Regions from separate parts of the Homo sapiens genome. Here region 1 is linked to region 2. The links are chromatin contacts, found by Hi-C or POLR2A ChIA-PET in ENCODE. All regions are on one chromosome and are shown on one strand. The core of a region is the stretch at or near the end of the contact, and the rest is flanking DNA. Distances in the headings are between cores, read along the strand shown. Region 1 has its middle 120 kb from the start of XYLT1. Region 2 holds the start of XYLT1 (xylosyltransferase 1).

What was found. Hi-C counts contacts between places; a loop is a spot of excess contacts on that map. ChIA-PET counts read pairs that join two places held with the same protein, here RNA polymerase II (POLR2A). Pooled maps may share reads with other maps.
Region 1: a pooled map shows a loop between it and region 2 (4-fold over the local background). The contact joins the enhancer-like site here to the promoter of XYLT1 in region 2. A Hi-C loop is called at or near these places in 2 of 168 maps with a recorded cell type or tissue (HCT116 and endothelial cell of hepatic sinusoid) and 5 of 50 pooled maps. POLR2A ChIA-PET finds 5 or more read pairs at or near these places in 1 of 52 experiments (activated T-cell).

Annotation. Positions count from the first base shown.
Region 1 is chr16:17,589,911-17,594,594 of GRCh38, forward strand. No RefSeq gene overlaps it. Among named protein-coding and RNA genes, the nearest start is that of XYLT1, 120 kb to the left of the region's middle. Within about 2 kb of position 1,966, at least 3 of the 41 ENCODE cell types and tissues checked have a DNase peak (open chromatin) inside an H3K27ac peak, as active enhancers do.
Region 2 is chr16:17,468,668-17,473,780 of GRCh38, forward strand. It overlaps XYLT1 (xylosyltransferase 1), which reads right to left and starts at 2,293. Exons shown (of 12, transcript NM_022166.4): 1 at 1,767-2,293. The coding sequence starts at 2,129. LOC107987234 (a long non-coding RNA gene) reads right to left here and starts at 1,760. Exons shown (of 2, transcript XR_001752091.2): 1 at 1-1,760. LOC105371106 (a long non-coding RNA gene) reads right to left here. Exons shown (of 3, transcript XR_933144.3): 3 at 2,340-3,437. RefSeq lists enhancers at 1,073-1,342, 1,463-1,512, 2,287-2,788.

The sequences.
Region 1 (4,684 bases), core at 716-3,215, 120 kb after region 2:
TTTGTTAACAGCAGCAATAGGTAACTATTACAGAGGGTTATTCATTGCGGGGAATGGAGGGCACATTTACACAGGGGGCTGAGTCCCTTTCTGGGGAGAAAGGAATTGAGATGCTGACCCCATTCATTGTTGAGGTTCAAGGTTATCCGATATCTCTGCTGACTCATGTGGCTGTGACTGAGGTCAGCCGGCAGCACAAACCATGAGGGACAAAAGAGGGGGACTCACCGCAGTGGAAGAGACAGCTGGACTTGGGACACAAGAGGAGACTAAGGCTTAGGTTGTCCTGGGAGGGAGGCTGGTCCTGGAGAGTGTGAGGCCATGGTTGAGACCTTTCTAGAAACATGACTCCAGATGCAAGTTAGGAACCATGGCCTGTTATGATGAAAAATCTGGAACAGACATTGTCTTAAGATGGGGAGAGATGACCATAAGTGACAGACCTGAGAAACCACAGCATCAGTTTTGGGTCAATGCACAGTGGAAGTACAGGGTGCTGTTGTGATGGACAGATTTGAACCGCAGCATCCTGGGGGCAGCGTTATAGTGAGAGGGAGAGAAAACAGAAGCACCAAGGATTTTAGCAAGTTATCAGGCTAAACTGAGGAAAACAGCACCCCCTCCTGCTACAACCATAGATGGACATGACATTGTAAACCCATCAAAATACCCAGCAAGGGCTGGATGTGGTGGCTCACATCTGTAATCCCAGCATTTTGGGAGGCTGAGATGGGTGGATCACCTAAGGTCAGGAGTTTGAGACCAGCCTGACCAACCTGGTGAAACCCTGCCTCTACTAAATATAAAAAATTAGCCAGGGGTGGTGGTACATGCCTGTAATCCCAGCTACTTGGGAGACTGAGGCAGGAGAATGGCTTGAACTCAGGAAGCAGAGGTTGCAGTGAGCCAAACTCGTGCCATGGCACTCCAGCCTGGGCAACAAGAGCAAAACTCTGTCTCAAAAAACAAAACAAAAAAAACCAGAAAAGCCTGAAAGTCAGTGAAGGAACTCCTCAGGGGCCAGAGATGACAGCCAGGCTGTAGTGGTGGTATGTAAGTTTCAGAGATCTGATTATGGGCCAGGAGACTGCAGTATGGGGTTCAAACACAGAAATGGGAAGTGAATTCAGGCTCGCAAAAGGCAGAGAACTGGGGCAACTCTCCCTAAAATCTAGAGCAGTGGCTCTCCTTAGGTTAGTACTGTCAGAGGCATTTGAACCAGAGTGACCCCATCTTGAATAAGGGCTGGGTAAAATAAGACTGAGACTTACTGGGTTGCATGACCAGGAAGTTAGGCATTCTTAGTCACAGGGTGAGATGGAAGATCTGCGCAAGATACAGGTCACAAAAGCCCCGTTGACAAAACAAGATGCAGTAAAGAAGCCAGCCTAAAGCCACCAAAACCAAGGTGGTGATGAAAGTGACATTTGGGCATCCTCCCTGCTCATTATATGCTAATTCGAATGCATTAGCATGCTAAGAGACACTCCCACCAGTGCCACGACAGCTTACAGACGTCATGGCAATGTCCAGAAGTTACCCTATGTGGTCTAAAAAAGGGAGGAACCCTCAGTTCTGGGAACTCCGCACCCCTTTCCCAGAAGACACATGAATAATCTACTCCTTGTTTAGCACATAATCAAGAGAGAACTGTCAGTATACTCAGTCACGCAGCCCATACCACTGCTCTGCCTATGAAGTAGCCATTCTTTTGTTTCTTTACTTTTCTAATAAACTTGCTTTCACTTTACTCTGTGGACTCCCACTGAATTCTTTCTTGCGTGAGATCCAAGAACTCTCTCTTGGGGTCTTGACTGGGAGCCCTTTCCATTAACAGTACTGCCTCCTAGGGGGACATTTGGGGAGGTGGGGGTGGGCGTGTTTTTTATGTTTCTGTTATGATGGCAGGAGGCACCAGTAGCATTTAGTTGGTAGGAGCCAGGATACCAGACATCTGGTAATGCCCAGGGCAGTCTGACTCAAACAAAAAACTCCTGCCAGCCTGTGCAGAGTTCAAATGCCCGCTGAGAATTTGCATAGGCAAAAAAATCCATTCATTACTCTAAGCCTATTGCTATCTAGGTGAACTCTTCTACACATAAACGTAAGACTTTTTTTTTTTCACTTTTAATACACACTAAAATTTTCAGAAATTTCAATACGATGAAAATCAAGGCAAGCTGGTACTTTATATGTTTGGGACCACAGGAAGAGTGGTTCACTATCTTGGAAAATCACGTTACCCATGGCAACACCGGTCCTGGTGTTTGCATCACCCTATCTGCCCCCATTTCCGCCTGTGTTCGTAGTTGTCACAGCTGTGGTGATTCTACACTCAGGTTCATGCATTTTATTATTCCATTAAGTCTCATTGTGCCTCAGCAGTTACTCGCCCTGATGCCCTGATACCGCGTATGTGAGTTAGGAACCATGGGTCTCTGGTGGATGAAAAATACATATGATAATAAATTAGTTTTCAATTTTTAATATAACATGGCATTTTTAAATAGTTACGAGTAGGTTCTATTAGCTGTGATTTTCATTTCAAAACAGTAAGGAAGATATTACAAATTGTTTACTAGAAAAACAGCCATTGGATCAGGTCAGATTGAAAGTCATTGGCCTGGCATCTCCAAGAGCTGTCCCATCCATTGCAGAGGAAAGGGAAAGATTCTGCCAGCCAGCCTGGGGGAACTGCAAGGAGGCTGTCTGTCTATTGTCTGTCTGAGTCCTCTGGATGCAAGAGAAGAAAAATGTCACCTGTGAATAAATCAACCCCTGATCACTGGTGGCCTCTGCAGGGTAGAGGTTCCACAGTCTGGGAAATGAACACAGCCACTGTTGAATGAAGTCAAAAAGTCACGGTCAGCAAGCTGGGAACAGAGAGAGGCAGGTAGACTTGGTAACCACAGAGCTTAGTGACCCTCCATGGGGCTGTCAGCGTGCTGGAAGAGTTGGAGAGGCAGGGAGCTCTCTCATAGAAACTTCTTGGCAGCCCTGTAGTCATCCAACAGAGAATTTCAAAAGCTCAGGGGAAAGGCACAGAAATCAGTAATTCATGATAACCCAACCCTGGGATGCAAAAGAAGTTGTAGTTATAAATTCACTTCCTAGTAAGGGGGCAGGTTGCGAGGTTCACTAATCCTCATTTGCTTCATCTGCAGAAGAGGCAAAAGAACATCAACTTTGTCAAGACCGGAGACTCTTGACTGGAGGAGACTTTCCCAAGGACATTCTGTCATGTCTGGAGATATTGTTGATTACTGCGGAGATGGGGGTGGAGGGGTTGCTACTGACATCTGGAGAGGAGAGGCCAGGGATGTCGCTGAACACCCTACAATGCACAGGACAGACCCACAATAAAGAATTCTTTGTTTCCCAAATGTCAGGAGGGCTGACATTGAGAAAGCCTGGAGGAAAGAACAAAGGTCATGAAATGATGCTTAAAAAGAGCTGGCATGACTCCTGGCTCCTTATGGGGGCTCAGGAAATATGACTGCCCTGCTGGAGTCTAAGCATCCACGGGTGTTGCTATTTTCAGACCTGGAAGTAAGGGAACACCGTCACCATTGATTGCATTAATTGCTACAGATATCATCACCATTGTCCTTGTTGTGATTATTACTAATGGCTGGTATTTACTGAGACCTTGCTTAGTGAGGTCCTGTTCTCTGTGCTTTTCATGTTGTGATTCACAACTCTGTGAGGTATATGAGGTAGTTCTTATTATTACCTTTATTTTGCATAGAAGGTAGTTGAGTGCCTATATAAGAGGAGCTGACCACAGGCAGTACACTCGTATGTCAACCATTTTCACAGGGTCTTTTATTTGTAATCAATCAATTAATTAATTTTCCATTAGTGAGTATAGTTGACAAATACAATTGTATAAGTTTAGGTGTTTGGTACAATGATTTGATATACATTGTGAAATGATTATCACAATTAAGATAGTTAACACAGCTGTCACCTCACTTACATTTTTTTCTTTGGCAAGAACATTTAAGATCTACCCCTTAAGCAAATTTCAAGCATACGATACGGTGTTGTTAACTATAGTCACCATGCTGTACATGAAATCCCCAGAACTTATTCATCTTTCCACTAAAACTTTGTACCCTTTGACCAACATCTCCCTGTTTTCTTCTCCCCCGATTCCTGCCAACCACTCTTCTACTCTCGGTTTCTGAGTTTGGCTATTTTTGATCCCACATGTAACTGAGATCATACAGTATTTATCTTTCTCTGACTTATTTCACTTAGCATAATGCCCTCAAGTTTCATCCATGTTGTTGCAAATGGCAGAATTTCCTTCTTTTTTTTATGGCTGAGTAACACCCACTGACGGGCACTGAGGCTGTTTGTATGTCTTGACTATTGTGGATAATGCTGCAGAGAACATGGGAGTACAGATAGCTCCATCAGCGATGGATTTTGTTTCCTTTGAGTAAATTCCCAGTAGTTGGATTTCTGGATCATATGGTTATTTTTAATTTTTGAGAAACCTCCATTTTCCATAATGACTCTACCAATTTACATTCCCACCAACAGTACCCAAGGGTTCCCTTTTCTCCACATCCTCACCAACTCTTGCTATTTTTTTTTTTTTTTTTTTGATAATAGCTATTCTAACAGGTGTAAGATGACATCTCATTGCCGTATTGATTTGTAGTTCCTTGGTGAT
Region 2 (5,113 bases), core at 1,043-3,542:
AAATCAGCTAGCCCTGCCTCCTTCCTTCTCTTCATTTGTTTCAACAGGTGCTACATGCATCCTAAAGGTACCTCCTGAACCCACTCTGACCCCCAGATGCAAATGATACAGTAAGCCCCAGGCTTCCCCCACCATGTCTCCCCTACACGTTCTTACACTGGACCAGCAGGACACGACCCACAACCCTCCCACCCCACCTCCTGGGCTCTGGATGCACAAAGAACTTCTAATTGCATTTCTGCGGGAACCCATCACTATCAACTCCAAGAGTTCAAAGGCAGCGTTTCAGAGTACCCCTCTCTGTAAAGAAGAGATCGCAGGACACTAGGAATGTTCTGGTTCTCCGTCAGGCAGCTCACGCCACTATTCTCCCCGCAAATGAGGGAAAGACTTCTCCCTGCTACCCACACAGCAACGTGAAATGCCATCACATCACGTCTTGGGACTGGCTCAGTTCTCAGGCATGAAGAGCTGCACTCCGGCAGAAAGGGTCGCACAGACTCCGAAGAAGTTTAGCAGCTCAGAAAGCATCACGCTGTGTACTAAGGCAGTCTTCAGTGAGGACTTCCAAAGTGACAAATGATAGAAATATGCATTCAGTCTTCAGGATCCTGAAACCATCCCCCTGGTGTCTAATATCCTTTAACGGCTAGGCAAATCCTTGCAGACAAGTAGTGTGATGAAGAAACAGACAGACACACAACACATTGGCTATGCCCTAAGGCAGAACTCACGCCCCTGGAGAACTGAGACCTTGGCTCTGAAATGGGGACTCCGGCCTCCTGCCCCATGTGCTCCTGCTCCTAGCTCAGTAGGCTGGGCAAGGCAGCCCAGAGAAGGTGGGAAAGGTATCCCTGGAGAAGTTAGGGACAGGGTAGGAAGACAAGTCAGTTCCCCACCCAGCCACCCAGATGGCCCCAGATCTGCGGAAAAAACAGTTTCAGAGCCCTGACTGTTCACACCCACGAAGGGCAAAGTAATCCCATAGGAGTGGAAGCCCTGACGGTGTGGTCGGACACACAGCTGGTGACCTGAACCGGCCGCAACAAGACAGAAAGACAGAGACAACCAGCTAGGAGAAGGAGCCATGCCCTGAAACTGGAGATGGGGAGGAGATAAAGTCACAGAGGGCATGGGAGACGGCAAGGTTAGAGACAGAGAAGGTGAAGACGGAAGGCTCAAACATCCAGAGAAGAGAAACAGAAGACCCAAAGTAAGACCAGACACCCCGGACTGAGTATTGATTCAGGGGCATGGTCGGGGACTTGGGACGCCCAGCTCAGCCCTCATCGCAGGCCAGGACGAACAGAGGGCTCAACTGTCTGCACCCAGCTCGGCAAAAACCAGAGAGATGCTGCTGCGACAACCGCCCAGGAACAGCGGCTGAGGATCCGGGGAGATCCACTCACTCAGGCAGGGAGCGAGTCACCAAGACCTACACGCACGGAGCAAGTCACCTGGGGTCCCCAGCAAGAGTGATGGGGAACAGGAACCCAGCCAGGCTCCGGTAACCCCCAAAGCGCCCCCGCTGGAGAAAACTTCCCCCAGACCCCAAGGGGTCCGTGCTCAGACTCTGAAAGGGGCAGCCCACGACCCCTGAGCCTTGGCAGGGACCCCACCCGGCTTCCCGGGGCAAGAGGCGATGTGGAGTCGGTAGGCTTGCAGAGTCCCAGTCTGATGACCGAGTTCAAGGGCTAGGGGGGCGTGGGGTCGGGCTGCCTTCCTCCCTCCCTCGCCGCGGGGCGCGAGCCGAAAGGGCATCTTACCAGAGCCCGGGCGGGCAGTGCCCCCCGGCTGGCCGGCTGCTGTCCCCGCGGTTCTCCGGGGCCGCCTCCCCGCGCCCGCGCCTGGGGCCCCCGTCCTCCTCCTCCTCCGCCGCCGCCTCCTCCTCCTCCTCGGGCTGCAGCCGGCTCGGCGGGCAGGTCCCGGCGCTCCCGGCGCGGGGCCGGGGCCGGGGGCGGCTGCTCCCCGCCGCCGACCGCTGCGCCCCCGCGGCGCTCCCCGGCCCCGGAGTCGAGGCTGCTGAAATTCCACACGACCAGCGTCTGCAGCAGCAGCACCGTGAGCGCCGCGAGCAGCGCCGAGTGCGAGCGCCGGGCCAGCCTCCGGGCGCACGGCGCCGCCACCATCTTCGGAGCGCGGCCGGCGAGCGAGGCGCGGGGACCCCGGCACGCTCCGGGCCGCCCCCGCGCTCCCCGCAGCTCCCGCGGCCGCCGGCTGCCGCTCGGGCTCCCGCTCGGGCCGCCGCCGCCGCCCCCCTCCCCACACCCCTGTCCCCGCTGGAGGGGAGGGTGATGGGGAAGGCGCCGGGGGGACGCGGGCCGAGGCGGAGAGGGCGGGGCCTGGGGGAGGAGCCGAGGGAGGAAAAGGAGGAGGGAAAGGAAGGGGGTGGGGGCGATCAGAGAAGACAGACACCCCTCAGGACGTAGTGGGAGTAGGATGGGGGGCGAGGGGGACAATTCCCAAGGCGGAAAAAGAGAGGCAGGGGCCGCGAAACAGGGGACCTTTGGTTGAGGGTGGGCCCGCTCAGAATCCAGGGGAGGTCAGGAAGAGAGGGGGTCCCGAGGTCCTGTTTTCCCTGTGGGCCGCTGGAAGGAGGCAGTGCGTGGAGGAAGCTCCTAGCCCCGGAGTTCGCGGTCCAGGGATCTTCTGTCGGTACCAGACCGGTTGGCAGGTGGACACGTGAGAAACATTTCAGGAGTGTCAGAGCCACAGTCTGATCCCTTCATCCTGGGCTTGAAGGGGTGGGGAGGAGGCTTTGGGTGAGTTTCTGGAGTTAATCAGCACAAGCTCTGTGAGTGACTCCTGAATCACACACAATCCCCGGTGCCAACGATGTACTAAGTGTTCACTGAGTCACTTCTCTGGTCCCTGAGGACTCACAAGCCAAGAGACTCCAAACCCAGTTGGCAAGTGGTATAGCGGCAAAAGGGAGACCCGTGGAGTTACTCAACCTTCGCAGGATGCAAGCCCCAAAGGCTGGCCCCGCAGCCTCCCAGCGTGTCCTTTTCCCCATCCATCCTGAAGTCCCCCTTCCTGTCTGCACAGGGCCCAGGTCCTGGGGAAACAGGTCTTGCTCTTGAAAGTGGAGTTCTTTCCCATCCTGACTGGTCTGTCCCGGTGACCTTGAGCCAGGAGGAGGAGGACTCCTCCCTGAGCCCAAGCTTTCTCCTCTGTCGTTTAGGCAGAATGATCCCAATGGACTCAAATTTCATCCCGAGCCTTCTCTGACTCAGTCTTTCTGGTTTTTCCCTCCCTTGTCCTCTTGCCCAGGGCTTTATACACAGCAGCGCAGAACAGTGAGCATATGGGATGGCGTTGGTGTCCCATACGGGACCTAGCACTCTGGGAATACAACAGCAGATCAAATCAGTTTGTGAATTGAGGACTTGGCGTGAATGCTTCGCATCTTGTCTGCTGTGCTTTTTCACCTCATCCTAATTTACAAAGAGAAGAAAGTGGAGTGTAATGAAGGCTCATCAGACAATGAGGCAGGGAGTGGGAAGAGATTGTTTCATCCACTCCACAAGCATCCGTGAATACAAAGCTTGTGTCAGACACTGGGCCAGGTGCACGCATCCAAAGGTGAATGAGGTTTAATCTCATCTTCAGCAAGCCTGAGGTCTAGAGAAGCCTGATGTGGATGTTAATCATTAAAATATAGTGAGATAGGCCTGGGCGCGGTGGCTCATGCCTGTAATCGCAGCACTTTGGGAGGCCAAGACAGGAGGATCACCTGAGGTCAGAAGTTCGAGATCAGCCTTGCCAACATGGTGAAACCCCGTCTCTACTAAAAATACAAAAATTAGCCGGGCATGGTGGCACACACCCCTGATCCCAGCTACTCAGGAGGCTGAGGCAGGAGAATCTCTTGAACCCAGGAGGCAGAGGCTGCAGTGAGCCGAGATCACACCACTGCACTCCAGCCTGGGTTACAGAGCAAGACTCCATCTAAAAAACGTATATATAAATATATATATATTGTATATATATATATTATATATAATGTATATAATAAATATATTATATATAATATATTTATATATATGTACATATAATATATATAATATATAATATATAACATATATATAATATATATATTTATATGTAAATATATATAATATTATATATATATATATGGTGAGATAAGCATTGCTGTAGAGATGTGCAAAAATGCTAAGGGTTCATGAGGGCAGGACGGGAGTAAGCGCCAAGAAAAAATGCTTTCTGAACCCATGTAATTAGCCAGTCCACTTGCCTGAACAAGAAAAGTATAAAATGTATGCTAGTGGGGGTTGTAAACTCCAAACCAATCAACCTTAGTTGTATCTAAAGCTTAGCCAGGCATGTAGCCTGGCATAGAGGCCTTCCCTTTGGGCCCAGCACCCCTAACCAGGAGTAAAAGACCAGAGGCAAGTTTCTAGGGCCACCAGTCATCTGTTTATCAGTTGGGGATATTTTGTTTACAAGCAATAACATCTATTACTAACAGTAATAAGACTTAAGTCTATCTTTTAAGTCTTTTTTTTTTTTTTTTTTTTGACACAGTCTCACTCCATCACCCAGCCTGGAGTGCAGTGGTGTGATCTCAGCTCACTCCAACCTCTGCCTCTTGGGTTCAAGTAATTCTCATGCCTCAGCCTCCCGAGTAGCTGGGATTACAGGCATGTGCCACCACGCCCAGCTAATTTTTTTTTTAGTACAGACGAGGTTTCACCATGTTGGCCAGGCTGATCTCAAACTCCTGACCTCAGGTGATCTGCCTGCCTCAGCCTCCCAAAGTGCTGGGATTACAGGCATCAGCCACTGTGCCCAGCCCGGTCTGTCTTAAAAATATACTTTACTGGATCATGTAGCTGAACATTGCAGAGGAAAGGCTTCAGGTGAGGTTTGATCTAGCAACTCACAATTATCACCTGGGATTCCTTTTCTTTCCATCTCTCCTCTCTGCTTTCCATGGAGTCTACCTTATTCCCTCTTGATGTCACACGATGCCTGGCCTCAGCTGCTGCGACTACTTTGTATCCTGTGTTCATTTCTAGCCCAGGGAAAGGAGGGTCAGTATTTCCCAGGATTTTCCTCAAAGGTTCGGAGATTTTTTTTCTGATTAGAC